Linked DNA regions of Homo sapiens: regions 1, 2, 3 and 4 are each linked to region 5. A link is a contact called in ENCODE Hi-C or POLR2A ChIA-PET data. All regions are on one chromosome and are shown on one strand. The core of a region is the stretch at or near the end of the contact, and the rest is flanking DNA. Distances in the headings are between cores, read along the strand shown.

Evidence for each region. Hi-C counts contacts between places; a loop is a spot of excess contacts on that map. ChIA-PET counts read pairs that join two places held with the same protein, here RNA polymerase II (POLR2A). Pooled maps may share reads with other maps.
Region 1: a loop to region 5 is called in a pooled map, with 11 times the contacts of the local background. The contact joins the promoter of ZBTB24-DT here to the promoter of TUBE1 in region 5. A Hi-C loop is called at or near these places in 5 of 50 pooled maps. POLR2A ChIA-PET finds 5 or more read pairs at or near these places in 2 of 52 experiments (A549 and activated CD4-positive, alpha-beta T cell).
Region 2: a map of CD8-positive, alpha-beta T cell shows a loop between it and region 5 (29-fold over the local background). The contact joins the promoter of AK9 here to the promoter of TUBE1 in region 5. A Hi-C loop is called at or near these places in 1 of 168 maps with a recorded cell type or tissue (CD8-positive, alpha-beta T cell) and 7 of 50 pooled maps. POLR2A ChIA-PET finds 5 or more read pairs at or near these places in 1 of 52 experiments (A549).
Region 3: a map of naive thymus-derived CD4-positive, alpha-beta T cell shows a loop between it and region 5 (29-fold over the local background). The contact joins the promoter of CD164 here to the promoter of TUBE1 in region 5. A Hi-C loop is called at or near these places in 3 of 168 maps with a recorded cell type or tissue (CD4-positive, alpha-beta memory T cell and naive thymus-derived CD4-positive, alpha-beta T cell) and 8 of 50 pooled maps.
Region 4: a map of CD8-positive, alpha-beta T cell shows a loop between it and region 5 (20-fold over the local background). The contact joins the promoter of CEP57L1 here to the promoter of TUBE1 in region 5. A Hi-C loop is called at or near these places in 2 of 168 maps with a recorded cell type or tissue (CD8-positive, alpha-beta T cell and naive thymus-derived CD4-positive, alpha-beta T cell) and 10 of 50 pooled maps. POLR2A ChIA-PET finds 5 or more read pairs at or near these places in 2 of 52 experiments (T-cell and endothelial cell of umbilical vein).

Annotation. Positions count from the first base shown.
Region 1 is chr6:109,481,889-109,485,590 of GRCh38, reverse strand. It overlaps ZBTB24-DT (ZBTB24 divergent transcript), which reads right to left and starts at 1,947. Exons shown (of 4, transcript NR_187591.1): 1 at 754-1,947. ZBTB24 (zinc finger and BTB domain containing 24) reads left to right here and starts at 2,372. Exons shown (of 7, transcript NM_014797.3): 1 at 2,372-2,493; 2 at 3,537-3,702. The coding sequence starts at 3,565. RefSeq lists silencers at 1,872-2,311, 2,392-2,681.
Region 2 is chr6:109,688,998-109,692,636 of GRCh38, reverse strand. It overlaps AK9 (adenylate kinase 9), which reads left to right and starts at 1,435. Exons shown (of 41, transcript NM_001145128.3): 1 at 1,435-1,490. It overlaps FIG4 (FIG4 phosphoinositide 5-phosphatase), which reads right to left and starts at 1,341. Exons shown (of 23, transcript NM_014845.6): 1 at 1,136-1,341. The coding sequence starts at 1,201. RefSeq lists an enhancer at 1,388-1,857.
Region 3 is chr6:109,380,830-109,384,053 of GRCh38, reverse strand. It overlaps CD164 (CD164 molecule), which reads left to right and starts at 1,587. Exons shown (of 6, transcript NM_006016.6): 1 at 1,587-1,850. The coding sequence starts at 1,676. RefSeq lists enhancers at 970-1,199, 1,280-1,629, 1,185-1,694 and a silencer at 1,850-2,129.
Region 4 is chr6:109,093,757-109,097,229 of GRCh38, reverse strand. It overlaps CEP57L1 (centrosomal protein 57 like 1), which reads right to left and starts at 1,723. Exons shown (of 11, transcript NM_001271852.3): 1 at 1,655-1,723. It overlaps SESN1 (sestrin 1), which reads left to right and starts at 2,384. Exons shown (of 10, transcript NM_014454.3): 1 at 2,384-3,435. The coding sequence starts at 3,157. RefSeq lists enhancers at 1,737-1,996, 2,867-3,016 and a silencer at 2,057-2,756.
Region 5 is chr6:112,086,161-112,089,412 of GRCh38, reverse strand. TUBE1 (tubulin epsilon 1) reads left to right here and starts at 1,931. Exons shown (of 12, transcript NM_016262.5): 1 at 1,931-2,003; 2 at 2,107-2,180; 3 at 2,805-2,857. The coding sequence starts at 1,979. FAM229B (family with sequence similarity 229 member B) reads right to left here and starts at 1,822. Exons shown (of 4, transcript NM_001033564.3): 1 at 1,693-1,822. RefSeq lists enhancers at 1,762-1,951, 1,686-2,217, 2,352-2,401.

The sequences.
Region 1 (3,702 bases), core at 698-3,197, 2.6 Mb after region 5:
ATAGGTGGCTCATGCCTGTAATCCCAGCATGGGAGGCTGAGGCAGCATTTATTTTTTTAAATGGGTGTCCTGTGTCTTTATTTGTGAAATCTGGCAACTCTCCACTCCATCTGCTGCCCCTCACTCACTGTGCTCCAGCCACACAGTCCTTGCCGTTCATCAGATGCTCCTTCCCAGTCTGAGCCTTTATGCTTGCTTTTCCCTTGCCTAGAACATTTTTATTCCAGATCTTCCCACAGCTGTCTCCATGTCATTCAGATCTCAGCTCAAATGTCACCCTATCCTGATTTCACTTCCCTGTCAGTCTCCATCATCATTCTTTATAAAATTTAACACTTTCTGAAACTATTATTCATTAGTTTACTTGTATATTTGTCCTGTCTCCCCTTAGTAGAATGTAAGCTTCATGAGAGCAAAGGCCTTGTTAGTTGCTGTATCCCCAACACCTGACGCCAATGTCTGGCTCTTAGTAGACACTCGATAAATATCTGTTAGATGAATGTATGACACCCCAAATCCTGTTCTGCAAGATTTAAATTTAAGAAGACCTGTTAGGGGTAGACCGGCTGGCCTTAACAAGAACAAAAGTTTTGAAAAAGTCAGTATGGATCCAAAACAAAATTGCCTTGAAGAAAGGGCTAGTCTGTGTTGTGGGTGGCTGATGCTGGAAGATCCTCCAGACTCAGTCTTTCCTCGCAGGATTATGCTCCAGTGAGCAATGATTGAATGAGGAAATGGAAGTACCTGGCTTACCTTGGCACTGAGTCTTCTTATGCCGTTGAGGACCTCTGGAGGGACAGTGATTTGACTGCAACCCTCGTAGCAGCAAGAAACAATGAGGTAGCTAACTTCCTGCTGGTATGCAGAAGTCAGGGAGCGCTCCCCATCCCACTTGTACCCCCACAAATCCAGAGGACTTAGAGACAATTCAATATGAAAGGGAAACCTCAGAGAAGGAGCATGTGTGGCTTGAGCTAGTTTTAATAAAATCTAGTAAAAATGTAAGAGCCAGGTTGCTAATTACACCTCCGGTTCAAGATCAGGGAGGCTATAGATGGCATGTTGGGAATCTGGAAATGGGCAGAAAAATAAGTAATTAGGTATTGGCTAAGAGAGAGAAAATGCTGAAATAAATGGATGGAAGCAGGTGGGGAGTAGATCTGGATGGGGCTTGTAGACCACATTAAGAAGCCTGGACTTTATCCAGAGGGCATGTGGGAGCCACATGGATTCTAAGCCAAGGAGTGACTCTAGTCTCTGGATCTCATATGTACTTGGAGAAATCCTCTGTACTTCTGCGAATTAAAGAGAACAACGCTGCAGCTGAGACCAGTTAGAAACAGTCTATTGAACAAAGATGATGAAAGTTTGAATAATAATGATCATTTTAATCACAGCAGACGAATTAAACCAGGCATTTCCTAAGCCCATTACATACTTAATTTTGTTTATGCAATAGCAACCCTACCAAAGTGGCACTAGTGTTAACATCTCCATTTTACAGGTAAGGTAAAGAAGTTGTGAGGGTAAGTAATTTGCCCAAGATCTCTCAGAACCCAGGTTTCTCTGACTGCAGTGCTCTCTTCATTCCCTTAGACTAAGGCATCAGGAGTGGGGAGGAAAAGGAGGCAGATGTGAAAAACATTTAGGAGGTAAGTAATAGTTATTATATTAGCACTAGATAATGACGATGGTGATGATGATGACAATGATGATGACGGTAAGGGGGATTTCATGCCTTTATACATTCAAGAACAACACCAGATTCGGTGTCGGAGAAGAGATAAAATTAAGGTATTGGCGTTGAGCTAACAGTTTAATACGATATAAAACTTCCCAAAGGGAGGGGTCACAACGCCTCTCCTGTCCATTGCCCCCAATTCACCGCAAAAGTCGCTCCTGCCTGGGCTCCCCGGCAGTGCCACACGCAGGACCTCGGGCGCCGACACCGCCCCGCCCCTGGCCGCGCCCCGCCCCGGCCACTGTCCCTCCTCCGAAGCCGCGCCCCTCCCCGCCCTGCCCCGGCCCCGGCCCCGGCCCCGGCCCCAAAGCCCCGGGCCTGCCATCTCGCCCCGCCCTGCCCCGCCCCGCCGCGGCTCCCCCGACCCCAGGCCTGCATTCTCGCCCCGCCTTGCCCCTCCCCTCCCCTGCCACGCCCCAACCCTTGAACTGCCTTCGCGCCCCGCCTTGCCCTGCCTTGCCCCGCCTTGCCCCGCCCCGCCCCGCCCCGCCATCTCGCCCCGCCCCGCCCCTCACCTCCCTTCCCCTCCCCGCCGCTCTCGTGGCCCCCACCTCCAGGGGCGCCTCTGCGGGCCACGTGGTTCGGCGTCCGCGCGCAAGCGGCTCTTGGCGCCGCGCTTCCGGGTTGGCTGTGGCTGTGGCTGCGGCGGCGGCGCAGGAGCAGAAACCGGTGCGGCGCAGAAGCCCCAGAGGCGGGCGGGGCGGAGCGGAGGGCCAGCGGGCCCCGGCGTGGGTCTCCCGCCAGGCCGCCGGGTGAGTTGGCAGCGACCCGGACCCCACCGGGCGCCCCTGAGCGGTAGGTCTGCCGCGCCGACCCCTCCCCCGCCGTGTGCTCCCCAGTCGGGCCCGCGGGGCCTGGGCGGGGAGGTGGGGGTCTTTCCGCGCCACCTCTCCCTGCTGGGACCACCCGGGGCTGCGGGGGGCTCCGCGCCGCCCCTAGTGTGTCTGGCGGCCCCACGCAGCTTAAGTTATTAGTATTTTATTGCAGCTACCTCACATTCACTTTGCACGTGCACATTTCTTCACTCTTCACATTGGTTCCCACATACGAAATGGCTAATAATCTGGGAGATGGAGGCAGCTTCGTTCTCCCTGAAATAGTTGTGCAACCATAGAAAGTTCGTGCTTGCGGAGGATTTTGGAGATGGTTAATCCCATTCCTTCATTTTATAGAAGGTAGACCCTGAACCGTTCCATGAATACTGGAGAGTCACTCAGCTAGTTAATGTGCGGCAGGAGGCTGAGGGAGAGAATTGCTTGAACCTGGGAGGCGGAGGTTGCAGTGAGCCGAGATTGCGCCACTGCACTCCAGCCTGGGCGATAGAGCGAGACTCCGTCTCAAAAAAAAAAAACCGCGAGCTAAGTTGTTTTGTTTTTGTTTTTTGAGGTGGTGGTCTCGTTCTGTCGCCCAGGCTGGAGTGCAGTGGCACGATCACGGCTCACGGCAACCTCGAACTCCCAGGCTCAGGTGATGCTCCTGCCGCAGCCTCCTGAGTAGCTGGGACCACAGGCGGGCGCCACCACGCCAGGCTAATTTTTGTATTTTTTGTATAGATGAATTCTCTCCATGTTGCCCAGGCTGGTCTCAAGTGATCCGTCGGCCTCGGCCTCCCAAAGTGCTGGGATTACAGGCGTGAGGCCACTGCGCCCGGGCCCAGAGCTAAGTTTGTAGACAGACAAAAATGGTAATGGTAAAATTCAGTTAATGATGTGAAGTGAATAGGAAGTTCATGTGGGCTGGCATTAACCTTTTAGACAGTGCTTTCTCCTTTTTAAACCTTGTTTTCTTATTTCAGATTTAACCCTTAGTGGCTTCTGAAGAAAATGGCAGAAACATCGCCAGAGCCTTCTGGGCAGCTTGTTGTACACTCAGACGCTCACAGTGACACTGTGCTGGCCAGTTTTGAGGATCAGAGGAAGAAAGGCTTCCTCTGTGACATTACTTTAATCGTGGAGAATGTA
Region 2 (3,639 bases), core at 186-2,685, 2.4 Mb after region 5:
TTCAATGACAAATGATACTTCTTTATGGGTCTCATTAGAGAACTGAAAATACTTGCAAATACAGTATATTTGATAATGTCATTTTCTGCTCTAGATCTAATCAAAGTTGTCAGCAAAATTAATTTAAGGTCCACAATTCTCTACTCATGTTAACCTGAGGGAGAGGTTATTGTGCTATTAGGACTACGTTATAACTGAGAAACTGTTAAATGCCTTCTCATACTCCTCTAATGGAGACAACCCAAGTTTCAGAGAAACAGTTTATAAAGCACTCTATAACATAGTGAAGAGCATTATGAAAATATCTGGCATATGCAATCTTGTTAGCATGAAATGGGTAATATTAAACACAGTCCCTAATATCACTGTGGCACCCCAATTTAGAAGAGCTATACTGTACCAACTTTGCTTTCCACCCACAGAAAGGACCAAGTATGAAGTTATATAAACACCATTCTCCCTTAATTGAGGAACTGGTAATCGAAATACAAACTGATCTGCTTATTCACTATTTACATGGCCATTCAAAGTAATAAAATTTTAAAAGTAAATGTTATGTTGAAAAAAGTCAAGTGAAAAGCAAGATGTTATCCAAACAAATTATCTGTCTTTAAACAAAGTAAGTTTTCCTTTCCTTTCAAATAAGAAAAAAAGAGAACCAAAAAGTTCACCAATAGAAGTGTAATTCACATGAATCGCAGTGATGGTATACCATGGAATAGGAAAAAATAAGTTACAAGTCATAGTTCAAATTTTTTTCATACCCCTGCCTGTACTGTAACTTGTGAACTCTAGAACTTTAACAGACTTTCTGAAAGCTGAAAAGAATCCAGTAACTCGTACAGAGAACCTCATGAACAGTTCCTGAGGTACCACAAGCACCTGTTTCCAGCGTGTTCCAGCCATGGCTTGTAAGTGGACCTGCAAATGCTGCAATGTCCAGGGTACCAAAATAGGGGAAAGGCGCCCAGGCACAGCTCAAGGGAGCTAGCTTACCCCAAGGCTGTGTTTGACAGGGATTTGGGAACTGGAGAGGAAGGAGGAGGAGGCAGAGTACAGCCTCTGTCCTACGGCCCCACACCCACCGGCAGACATCCATCCTCCCGCCTGCGCCCCGCCGCGAGGGGGTACTCACAGCTCTAGTCTCATACAGAACCAGCTTCTGGACCGAGCTGATGATGGGGGCGGCGGCCGTGGGCATGGCGGCGGCAAATGGGGGCCCCACAACAGGGCACGAGCCTCCGGACCGCCCCAGGAGACTCGGCGAGAAAACCCCTCAGGCCCTGGACATCAAGTCCAGCCAGGAACAACACCCATTAGGCACTAAACCTATAGATGATCAGGTGTTTCCGGATCCCTGCGCCCCGCCTCCAGGCAAGCCCCGCCCCTCACGTCGGGAGCGGGGCTGGAGGACGTATCATAGAGAGGTCGGGTAGAGGCTCCCGGGACCTGCGTGCTGCCGAGAGAGGAAGCGAAGGGCACCATCTTTGGTAAGGATTGGAGGAAAACATGGGCGGAGAAAAAGTCGACGGATTAATTGAGTCTATTTATCTCCTCCCTCTCTTTGGAAAAAAGCGGAAGGTTTGGGATTGGGTAGCTTCTTTTGAAAAGGGTTCTCCGAGTTGCAGGATAGATCCTTGTGTTTTCCCTGCCTGCTGCGGCCCATTTTCCTGGAAGCCGGCCCTCTGACGGTCCTTCACTGAGTGTCAGTTTTCCCCTCACCTCTAATCCATGTTGTACCTACGCTGTGTGGCCCAAGAAATTGTTTTAAAATCACCTAAAGCTGGAAAGTGTGGCTTTGCCACACGTTTGTGCGTGAGGCTAGCCACTTGAAGTTGTCGACAGAGACTAGCGCAGTGTGGCGGAGCCGCGCTTGAAATGAGGTTTCTTCATTTCATGTGTGCGACATAAATGGGCATGCGCGTACCCTCTCTTCCATAGTTGTGAAAATGAGTGTATTATAATTATAAATGCCAAATTAGGTACAAAAGTGACTATTTCGAATTGGAAAAGAAATGACAAAGAACTACAGCCCCGCCTCTCGAGGCCCCGCCCCACCAAGCAGCAGGTGCGTGGCGGCCAGAGGTCTCCCCGGCAACCGCCCGACAGCCCCGCGGAGTCCCTGGAGGCAGTTGCTTCCCTGAGGAGGGTCCGGCTGCGGCCAGGTAAGGAGCCTTCCGGCGGCCCGCTGGGTCGTGGTCCGCCCTGGAGGCATCTTGGTATCTGTTGCACGGAACCCCGCCTCCTGCGGGGACCCCCAGACCAGCTTCTTTTCTTGCAAAACGGTCTCTTTGTAAATCCACTTTTTAAAACCACGTCTCCTTTCAACGACTGAAGTATTTATTCCACAAATATTTACTGAACACCTACTGCAAGAGTATAAGATGTAGGGGAGAGGCAGCTATCCTATCTTAGGCGGCAATTCTAGGTTTCCCAGGAAACCTCTAAACCTCAGAAACCTCTGCTAGAGGGCTTCTCAACTGCTAAGTGTAAGGAAACTTTAAAAAAAAATTATAGAATTATAGCATACCCAGATAACATTCATGTAATACCAAAGATCATATTGTAAATTAAAATTTGAGAAATTACAAAAATTGTAAAGAAATACTTAAGTCTATGTTATTTTGCGCTTCTTTCCCCCTGTAGTTTGGTACTCCTTTTATTAAGAACTAGAAGGATGGCCGTGTCCGTTCTGGCATTTTGGACTTGGATCTTTTAACTGGGAAAAATAGTTAGCTGTGTTCTGTTTCATAATGAAACCAACTCTTCTGAATATTAGTTAAATGTTTGCACAGTGTTTTTATCTAGGATAGCAACTCTTAAAATACCTGAAGGATTCTAGTTTTCAATTATTATAGTTTAGCACTTCCATTTTAACTTTATCTTAGTTTATTTCACCCGGAATCAGATCCTAAGACAAAACTTTGAAGGCAGGTTGTTTATATGAGACGTAATCCCAGGAAACAGCAGCAGGGAGGGGAAGAAAACTAATAAAGGAAATATTACCAGAGAAATTTCTCTGTGGGCTGAATTCACTAGGGAATACTGGGAGGCATGTCTCAGTTATCCCCTCTTGAGGGGCAAGGAAGCTGGAGTATTTATTCGCCAACTTCCATCAGTTATTGGATGAAGCCTGATAGGGCAGAACATTGATGCCCTAGAACTTCCAGTCTACCCTGTGTTCAGGGAGAGTAGGTTCTGGCAGCCAGAGAAAGCCCTTAGGCAAAAAGTCGCACATGCTAACATTTTGGAAGTTGGGCTGGTCGTGCATAGAAAAGGTGTATGTCAAGTGGATATGGGGGAGGCACTAATAGCAGCTGCTACATTCCACCCTTTGCAGCACTCGTATCCATTCTTCCTCCACATCAAGTTCACACCATGCCACCCTAATTCTTTAAGGTAGTGGCTAGTCTCAATTTTTAAAAGAAAAGGACTTACAAAAAAAAAGATTAATGGGACAAGCTGCAGAATCCACTACTGCAATTAATCTGAGGTCTCTAATTGATCATCTCCTTCCTCTAACATCATTCTAGATTTTCCTTACTCTTGGCCAACACTTCTGCTGGTCTGTGTTTGCCCAGTAGGATAACAAGCTTTCATCCCTGAGGAGCATAAGCCCTTGGTTACTGTGTCATTGTA
Region 3 (3,224 bases), core at 338-2,837, 2.7 Mb after region 5:
CAAACTCCGGACCTCAGGTGATCCACCCGCCTTGGCCTCCCAAAGTGCTGGCATTACAGGCGTGAGCCACCGCGTCCGGCCCCTATTTACATTCTTAACCTTAAAAAAAAATTAAAGTTGCCTTGCGCTTTCATTTGGTCTGGGTGCCAGATAGTCAAGTGTTAAATATAGAGAGAGGCCTCCTGAGAGAAGAGCAGACACTTCTCTGAAGGGCTTATGGTGGGAGCTCACTTCCCTGACAGCATTCTCATGCTTCTGGGCTGGATCAGTCAAAACTATCAGCTTTTTGTTTACATCCAAGCAACACTACTCCAACTAGCGTAGTCATTGGAACAAATGTTCATAGTCCTGAGGGTACAGAAGGACGACACTGAAAAGATCCCAAGGGGAAATAAAATCTTTCTATTTGAGCAAAAAGGTAAAAGCACTATGTAGTCATCTTTTTTGGCACATCAAAAAAGTCATCGTGGCACATCAAGACAGACCTCACGAAAGCAATTAATATTCCTATATTATTAGGATAACTTTGCATAATTAAAATTACATAAGTGTACAACAGCTGAAAACACAGCATTAAATACAACTTTTAAAGTCTAATTTTTACCATGTGATAACCGTATCAAATTTTGCGAATATTTTGTGAGACTTGGCAGTAGATGGCGCTCACCTTTACTAAAAGTCTGAGCAGCGCCTTAACACTAACAGGAACTTAAGAATCCAGCTCTGATGTCAGGCAATCCCGTGTCCAGGTCAGGTCACTTTTTTAAGTCTCAGTTTCCTCACTGGTAATGTGGGGGTGGGGGCCTCCCCAATGACCTCGCAACTCAGACCGCTTTTGATTCTCTGACTACAGTGGTGGAGTTGAGACAGGTCGGCTGCTGCAACCGCCGTCTGAAATAGCAATCCGGAAAAGTCAGGTTGGGAAAGTGACAGAGTAGACGCCCTGCGGCTCTGATCCGGGCGGCGCCTCAGCTGCCCACACTATGTGGGCGGCAACGCACAAACTCCTTAACCACGTGGTGCCTCCATTCCCCTAGGGAGTCCCATCACAGGATAACTTCTAGCAAAATCAATCTTCAAGAAAAAAAGAAGGGGTCCTGCCGAAGATATAAGGAAGCTCCCTGGGGATCCCGCAGCACAGCACAAACTTAGTTCTTGAGAGCCGCACAAAACCAACTTCCGCCCCAGTGGAGTTGCGTCCGGAAGGCGCGGCCCCGGAGGTCACGTGGGCCCGCGGAATTACAGCCTGGCGGGGCGCTCAGGTGGAAGCAGTAGGCCACATTATGTCGACTGTTCCATGCAAGTCAGGGTGGGGGCCGTCCCTATCGCAGGCATGAGACAAGTCCAGCTGCGTCGTGTCTGGTAATCTGAGGGCAAGAAGAACGATTTGCAGAAGCTCCCAGTTTTCTTGGCTGTGGCACAGTCGCTTTGAGGGCCAGGTTCCTTCGGCTTCCTCCCGACTCCCCTGCTTCCCCCCGTAGGATTCCCGTTGGTATCGTCCGAGCCCCACCTCCCTCCTCTTCGCCCCCGCACGCCGAAAACAGGGGCCTCTCACGTGACCCCTGCGCGCTCCCGCGGGGGAGCGTAGTCTCGGAGGCGGCGCCGCAGGGGATTGAGGGGTTGACTGAGCGTTGCGAGCCTTAGCTTTCTCCCGAACGCCAGCGCTGAGGACACGATGTCGCGGCTCTCCCGCTCACTGCTTTGGGCCGCCACCTGCCTGGGCGTGCTCTGCGTGCTGTCCGCGGACAAGAACACGACCCAGCACCCGAACGTGACGACTTTAGCGCCCATCTCCAACGTAACCTCGGCGCCGGTGACGTCCCTCCCGCTGGTCACCACTCCGGCACCAGGTGGGCGCGGGCCCTGTGGGCTTCCCGCCCTCCCCTGCCCAGCCGAGCCGCACTGCCTCCTCGCCGTGCGGGCGGGGCCCGGGTTCGGGCCACGGTCGGGCGGGCGGGCCGCGCTCGGGGTGCGGCGGCGACTCCGGCAACATGGCGGCCAGCCTGGAGTCCACTCGTGGCCGGGCCGGGTGGGGAGCGCGCTGGGGGGAAGCGGACGCGCGGTTCCCAGTGGCTGCGGGGCTGGGGCCCCCCTCGAAGTGTTGCAAGTCGAGGTGCCTTTTAAAAGTGCATCGTAATTCCTAGCCTCACTTGGGGTCGGAAATGGGGACGTGGCTTCCTTCCGCGGGGGCAGCGGTGGGGTTGAGGATGGGGCCGGGCGTCGCGCCTCTGAGGTTGGCGGTGGGGCCGAGCTGCCTCTCCCTGCCACTGGTTGTTCACCCTCCCGGCGCCTCTCTCCGGAGGTAGCCTTCTCCGGAAGTCCGGGAAAGAGAAACTTAAAGACGGTAATGCTCGTTCGTGTCTCAGACTTGAGTCTGAGAAGGTCGCTTGAGATTTAATTACATTGGTTTTGCAGATAGGAATAGAATGTAGCTGACGTTTGAGCACGTAGTTAGTGAAAACTTCACACTTCAAAGTATGCGAAAAGGAAGAAAAGTACCCATGTATGTACCGGGTGTTTTGCGTACGTATCCTAAGGCTAAACTGGAAGGTAGGTAGTGAAACCTAGGAGGTAGATGCAGAGACGGAGATGAGTAAACTCTCCTGACATTGTATGTTTATTCTTTTTTCAATTGTTTTTAAAATTTTCTTAACTATGTCCTGTGCTCAGATAGCGTATGTTTAGTAGGTCGTGGAACGGGGGTTTGTGCCCAGGTCTGTGGGTTTTCTAAAACCCGATCAGGAGCGTGTCTTTTGTTATGTGCAGTCGCATAGGGCTGGTTAAGGCATACATACATTTTAAAGCAGAAATTGCCATATACCGTGACAACACAAAAGAGAGAAGGAAGATAAGTTTGAGGTAATAAGCGGGAGAAACACTAGAGGTTTAAAACCTGCAGTCTCGTATGATTGGTTATTCTAGTTAACATTAGTTAAGGAGTAATGTTTACGTAGTTAACATTGGCTTCTTGACCGAAGAATGCCGAAGTGTAATGATTTTTATCACGGCATTCATATTCTACAAATTCTCCTCTAGTTTTAGTATTTTATAAAAGTTTAATAAAGTATATAGTAAACTTAATGTTTTGTTTTTAGTTTAAGGAAGATGTAATGGTAACATTTCAAAACGAGGGAAGTAAATTGCAGTATAATACTGGGAATTCTAACCGCACTATTTTAAGATGATAGAGCAGAATATGTTTGTCTCAGTCTTAATTTGACAGT
Region 4 (3,473 bases), core at 474-2,973, 3.0 Mb after region 5:
AAATATATTTGAAGGATATTTTGAGAGATAAGGTTGGCAGAACTTCATAATAATTTGGCCATAGAAGTATGAAGGGCAAGAAGAAATAAAGAATAATGTTTAGCTTTCAAATTTTCACAAGTAGATGGATAGTAGTGTCCTTTGCTGAAATAAGGAACACTGAAAAAGAATTAGATTCATAAGAGATAACTATGCATTTGGTTTTAGGTATGTTGAGTTTGAGATGCTTTTGAGATATCCAAGAAGAAATATCCAAGAGATATTGTGAAAGCTGAGAGGTGAAGCTGAATGGAGCTATTCATTTGAGAGTCATAGGTGTTGGTGAAGCCATGGGTATACATGAGATCATATTTAACTACGGCATAAAAAGGCACCCAGCCTTAAGAAACTACCCGACCCTTTATGGGCTGGATAGAGAATGAAGATCCCAAAAAGGAGATGAAAACGGAATGGTTTTTGTTTTGCTTTTTCAATCACACTCATAAGTTATTCCCTTTTTAAAATTCAGATTCAAACTAGAAGTGTCAGAATGTAACAAGGCTTTTGAAATTAGACCAATTCATCAGAACTATGCATCTATTCAAAAATAGCTCACTTACAGAAACGATGTAAAGAATTCACAATACCTGTCTCTTTGTAGCTTCTAAGTGCATCAATACACAAAAAGCACCCTTCCCGTCCCACCCCACACCGCCAAGTATGCATGATTTGGCTTACTGACGTTTCCTGAAAGTACCCTATCTCTCACTCTGGGCCTTAGCATATGCTGTTCTTTTGGTCTTCATTTCCCCTGGGATGAAGATTTCCCTGACTTTCCAAGATTGGGCTAAGTCATCTCCTTCTAGACATCCCAGTGATATCATGTATTATTGTAACCGTATGTCTAACAACTAGTTCCTCTAACTAGTAAGACTGTCTTTTTCATTGTTGTATACTCAGTGCCTAGCAAGACGAAATTTTTAGAATTTAGTGCAATGCAATTCTGCAATGTAAAGAATTAAAATCTACACCGATTATCAGTCCACTGATGGCCGTTCAAACCTCGACTTTTCTCAAATAATAACTTTTTAAAAGCAAACTAATTTTAAGCAAATGACTGAATCTTTTGAAAAAGTCGACTAAGTTTTGGAGACTTTTACGGTTTTGCTTTCTTTTTCCTGCTGTATCCTTAAAGCCTGCAAGAATTCCTATCTAGGAATACTGGGGATTCTTTTACGAGATGGATTTGACAACTTGCTTTCAAAGCCCTGCCTAGGATTTCATTTGACTGAGCAAATAAAGCCCAGAACATCCCTAAGCAAAGGCAAACAAAGGTGCAAATGCGCGGAGATCCCAAATCCACCCCGCGTGTGTCCACAAAAAAGGGCGGAATCAGAGGCAGCAGCGCGAAGCTCCAGTTTCCACAGCATCCTTCCTTCTTGGCCTTACTTAGGCCGCTCCCTGCGACCCTTGGGATCAGGATCCCAAATCCTTGCCTCACCCACCACACCCCGCGCTTGGGCAGCTGGACTAGTCCTTCCCACGCAAGTCACTGGAAAAAGTCCTTGGACTAAGGGAGGCCACCCTAGATGGCTTTGTCTCCAAAATCCCAGAGGAAATGGAGGAAGGAAAAACCCTGTCAAGGAAAGGTGACAACCCAGCTTACAGTGCTTACCAAGCAGACGCTCTCAGTCAGCCCCTGCCACCGCTAACCGTTGGTTCGCGGGCACCCACAGGCAACGTCGCGGTGGCCCCTGGGGGTTGTAGTTTCTGTCGCAAACAAAACGCGCCGGCAGCATCGAAACTACATTCCCCACAAGTCAACGCGAAGACGTCCTACCGACTTAAATCTGGGGTTTGGAGTAATGAAGAGGCCGTCACTACTTTTAGGGTGATCTTAAATGTAGACTCAATTTCTTCCAGGAGTCCCTTCGCGCCCTCTTTCTTTGTCGTGCTTGTTTTATGTGTGACGAAGTCTCAGTGTACTTCTACGTCTTACTTTTTCCTTCCCCTTCTCCAGGACAGAGTCCAAACGTCCGGGAACGGAAACCGCCTCAGGGCGCAAGCTTAGCGCCTCCGGGGGCGCTTGGCCCAGTTCGCAGTCACGCATGCGTAGCAGCCGGCAGTGGCTGGCAGCCGCGCGCGGCGCACTTGGGGTCCGGAGGGTAGCCTGCCAGAGGGCGGGGCTTTTTCCTAAGGCTTTGCCTCGGCGGGTCGCGTCTGCCTGGGCGGGGAAGAAGGCGCTGGGGCCGGGGCGGCTCCCGGTTTGTGCCGGGCGGAGAAAGGGGAGGGGCTGGGGGTGAGGACCCCGTCTCCACTCCCTGCTCCCGCCCTCTGGGCTGATCCCCACCGATGGGGCTGGGCGAAGGGCGGGCTTTGCGCCTCGGGCCCCGCCGCCCCGCCAGCTCCGCGGCCCAGCCTGGCGCTCGAGGATTGCCAGGGCCGCCCTGTGCCCTCTGGCTCGGCGGTGGTGGGCGAGGGCTCAGGGATCGGAGAAGTAGCGTCTTCCCGGGGGTGCCGAATTGGCGGGGCTGGGGGACGCTTTTTTTCACCGCCGCCCGCCGAGACTACGGCTGCCCGAGACTGCCGCCCTCCGACAGCGCCCAAGCCTCCGGCCGCTGCGGCCAGTGGGCCAGGGTTCGGCGAGCCTTCCCTGCCGGCGCCGGCCGGCTGCTGAGGCGCTGGGAGGAGCTGCGGAGGGCGGGGACTGGTGTCGGAGAAGGGGCGGGGTGGGAACGCCGGAGAGAACCCGGTGGCTGCACAGACAAAAAAGCCCCGAATGGCTGGAGGGCGTTCAGCTGTTAACAGCCTTTTGGGGCAGAGCACGGATTTGACAGCTCCACAACGTGAGGATATCCACTGACCCCGCGAGACGGAGGAGAACGCTTCCCCGAAATTCTCTGCCCACCAAAGCCAGCGCTGCAAGGTTGCAACTTTCAAACTTTGTTTTTCCAGAAAGAAGACTGCCCTTTCGTGTACAAGGAGAGGGTGAGAGGGTGACCTAGCTTGTAGATCGGCTGAAGGCACCAGTGGTTCCAAATGTCACCCAGATGTGTGTTTTCATGACGATTTGATTTCTCTGATTTTATTTTTACATTTTTCATTTTAAAAATACAAAGCAATTTTTTTGGGGCATGCTGAAAGGTAACTGAAGACCGCAAAGGAAAAACTATTGTCATGGCTGAAGGAGAGAATGAAGTGAGATGGGATGGACTCTGCAGCAGAGATTCAACTACTAGGGAGACAGCATTGGAAAACATTAGGCAAACCATTTTGAGGAAAACCGAGTATCTTCGTTCGGTGAAAGAAACACCTCATCGTCCATCAGACGGGCTTTCAAATACCGAGTCTTCGGATGGGTTGAATAAGCTACTTGCTCATCTGCTTATGCTTTCTAAGAGGTGTCCCTTCAAAGATGTGAGAGAGAAAAGTGAGTTTATTCTGAAGAGCATCCAGGTAAGGAAGAGCATTTTAAATACAACTATGTCTCTACT
Region 5 (3,252 bases), core at 682-3,181:
AGTAGATATGATGAATTTTCTTTTCTCCCCTCTTAGGCTAGGTTTTACCCCAAGGTCTTGTACTTTATCCATCTTTTACATCGTTCCTTCCTTCCTCTCCCCCTTCCCTCCCTCTCTCCCTTCCATCCTTGTCTTCCTTCCTTCAATTTTAGGAGTCCATAGGATTCCCAATAATTTTTTTCTTTTTCATTTTCAGCATGTGGAATTCTGTTCACTCTATTTGCTCTGTATGTTGGTCAGCTATCACTACAATAAAACTGCACCCCAAAATTTCAGTAATTTCAACCAAAAACATTTCTCTTGCTTATAATATTCTGAATAGCCCGCTGCGGTTCAACCGATCTCAACTTGGCTCACCCGGGTTTGCATATACGGAAGTTTTGGAGTGGCTGGCATGTGAGGCTCTACCTTGCTTGGCTCTTAAGCAGAACTGTCTCTCAGTCTGATTCTCTAGAGACTGAAGTTATTAATAAGATGTGTTAGGACTTTTCTTTCCTGTGTGGGGAATAATGACTGGGACTGCATGAAGGGTAGGGCTCTGCAAAGGCCAGTGTATCATCTCACCTAGCACTGATAACACACTGATACAGACCTATTCACATCACTGCCTACAAACTGGACCAAGACTTGCAAATTTTGGAAGCCCCAGACGTTGGGACTTTAGCATCAAGACCTAAAATGCCCAACTTTACCTCTACCACTGACCCCATACTCAGTAAGAAGTTAAGAATAAATCCAGCCTACAAAAATTTACTGACCGAAAGCTGCCTATTACCAAAAGATATAAAATCCATTGCAACTTTAAACCTACCGGCTACCAGAGAAATTTAATAGTAACTACTACGTGTCTTGGTGGGACAATAAAGTGTTCTAATCCATTGAATATTACAGTTCATATTAGCACATATTCATAGCACATACCATATAACTTTTTATTAAACAAAGAAGACTTCTTAGAGTTTCGTAGTTCTTCAGAATTTTTGTGGAAAATATTAATTTCATTAAAGAAGTACTTGAGTTCTTAATTAAAATCTGGTCTAATTTGATCAATAGAAGTTTACATATTTTAATGTTTGACAATTTTAAGTAGTTGGTAATTGTCATAATGCCTAACTTTTTAATCTTCTCCTGCCTATCCCATCTAAATACCCATCTAAATGCCTAGTGTTAATCTCGTGTCTTCTATCAGACTTCTACATACTCATCTACATCCTCAACCACTGAATCCTATTGCACTTATAGTCAACGCCACACAATTCTTTAAGTATTTCGCGTGTATGTCTTCAATTAGATTGTAAGCTTCTTGGAACTGGATCTATGCCTTAATTTCTTTCTAATCTTCCCAGCGAGCCTACAAGTTAATTTGGGGAGTATACAGCGTTCAACAAATACTGGTTGGGTCTGTGACCTTAGCTTTGCCATTTTTGTCAAAGCGTATAACCATCTAGTTTCAATTGTGCCCTGACATGACTATTTCTCTGGGGTTTCTCTTTGCTCAACGCCATTGTTCATTTTCTATTAGAATAAAGGGCTTGTTGAACAGAGATGCCAACGCAGCGTCCCGTGGAATCTGAATAAACGGACTGATCCACCGCCCCGGGTGTTGAGGCTGTGAACAAAAATTAAACCTCTGATAGCCCACGAACAGCTTAACGACACATATTTTAAAATACCACTCCAAAGCCTAGTTACCTGCCAGTTACCCCGGCCTCCGGAGCTGCCGATGCTCGAAGATGTTGACAAGGCAGCTAGGATATACAGTCCAGAAGCCCAGTCGCTACGGTAACGGTGACACGCAAGTGCACTTGCGCGGCCTTCTGACGGAAAACCTTAGCCTGAACCTACAGACGTGCTTAGCGACGGCAGAGGCTTGCGGCAGTAGCGTGACTTACGGCAGCTCTCTAGCAGAGCGCCGTTGCTGGGGGAATGCAGAAGCGGCCGCGGGCTAGCAAGCTCCCGGAGCCGGCGGCGCACCACCATGACCCAGTCGGTGGTCGTACAGGGTAAGCTACGCCGGGCGGGTAGAGACCTGGTCGCCGCGGAATCCAGCGGCCATGTTTCCTGCTTAATGTCCTATTCTCTTTCCTTCCTCTCCTCCGGTCGCAGTCGGCCAGTGCGGAAACCAGATCGGCTGCTGCTTCTGGGACCTGGCACTAAGGGAGCACGCCGCGGTCAACCAGGTACCCGCCCGCCGCCGCGAGCCCCCTCGCCTGTCAGCTAGGTCTTCCAGCCCATACGCAGGAAATAATCGACTTGAGCTTTCATCTGACCCGTTTAAGATGCATGGGATCTTCCCAGTAAAGAACGTACTGGTTTTTAAACATGTTGCGTCAGACACACACTAAACTAAAAGAACACTGGCCAGCGACCTTAGTCTTAACGTTTTTCCTGATTCTCAGGGTCTCCTCTTTATTGGTGTTCGTGTGCAGAACAGTGAGATTTGTATATGGGAAAGTACTTTGTAAAATAGATAACACGTGTGGTTATTGTATTCCTTAATTTAACCAGTCAGCTTTTAAAAAGATTACGAAGAATCCAGAGAACGCTCATTTGATGGACCTGTCCTACAGTCCTATGGGTGAAATCCTTTCTTTAGCACCCCCTGCTGAACTTTTTATCTGTAGATCTGGCATTTACTCTTCTAAGGAGATTGGGAAGAGTCAGGCTCCGCATTTTGTGATACTTGGTTTTTCTTATCAGAGTCTCATCCTAGCCATTACAGTATTATGTAATTAAAATTGAAAGAACTTGATTTGGGCGAGAAGCAAAACCTAAATGCTATTAACATATGTTTTTCTTTTTAGAAAGGAATTTATGATGAGGCAATAAGCAGCTTCTTTAGAAATGTGGACACCAGGTAAGATGGGATTAAAGTCTGTCACAGTGTGATACTTTAAGTTTCAGTAGCTTGGGAGAGAATTCTTCAAAGGACAATAAAAATAGCCAGCTGCGAAGTTGTGTTTTTTTGTTTCATTATTGAAAGCATATTTATTCTATTAGATTATTAATATTCTTATATCATTTTCCCGAAGAAGACAACAGATTTCCCTTTAGTGTGACTTCTTTTAACTTAACCTTGAAATAAGTTTCATTAAAAGAAAGCTGAAATTTTCCCAGAGGGCATCTTGTTAATGCATCCTGTAATAACTAACTTTTGAAAGAAAAATATATTGTTTACATATATGCTGTAAGTATAAAAATATACTTAAAAAGGTGACAAGCAGTTGTTGGATTGTTTTTGTTTATTTAATA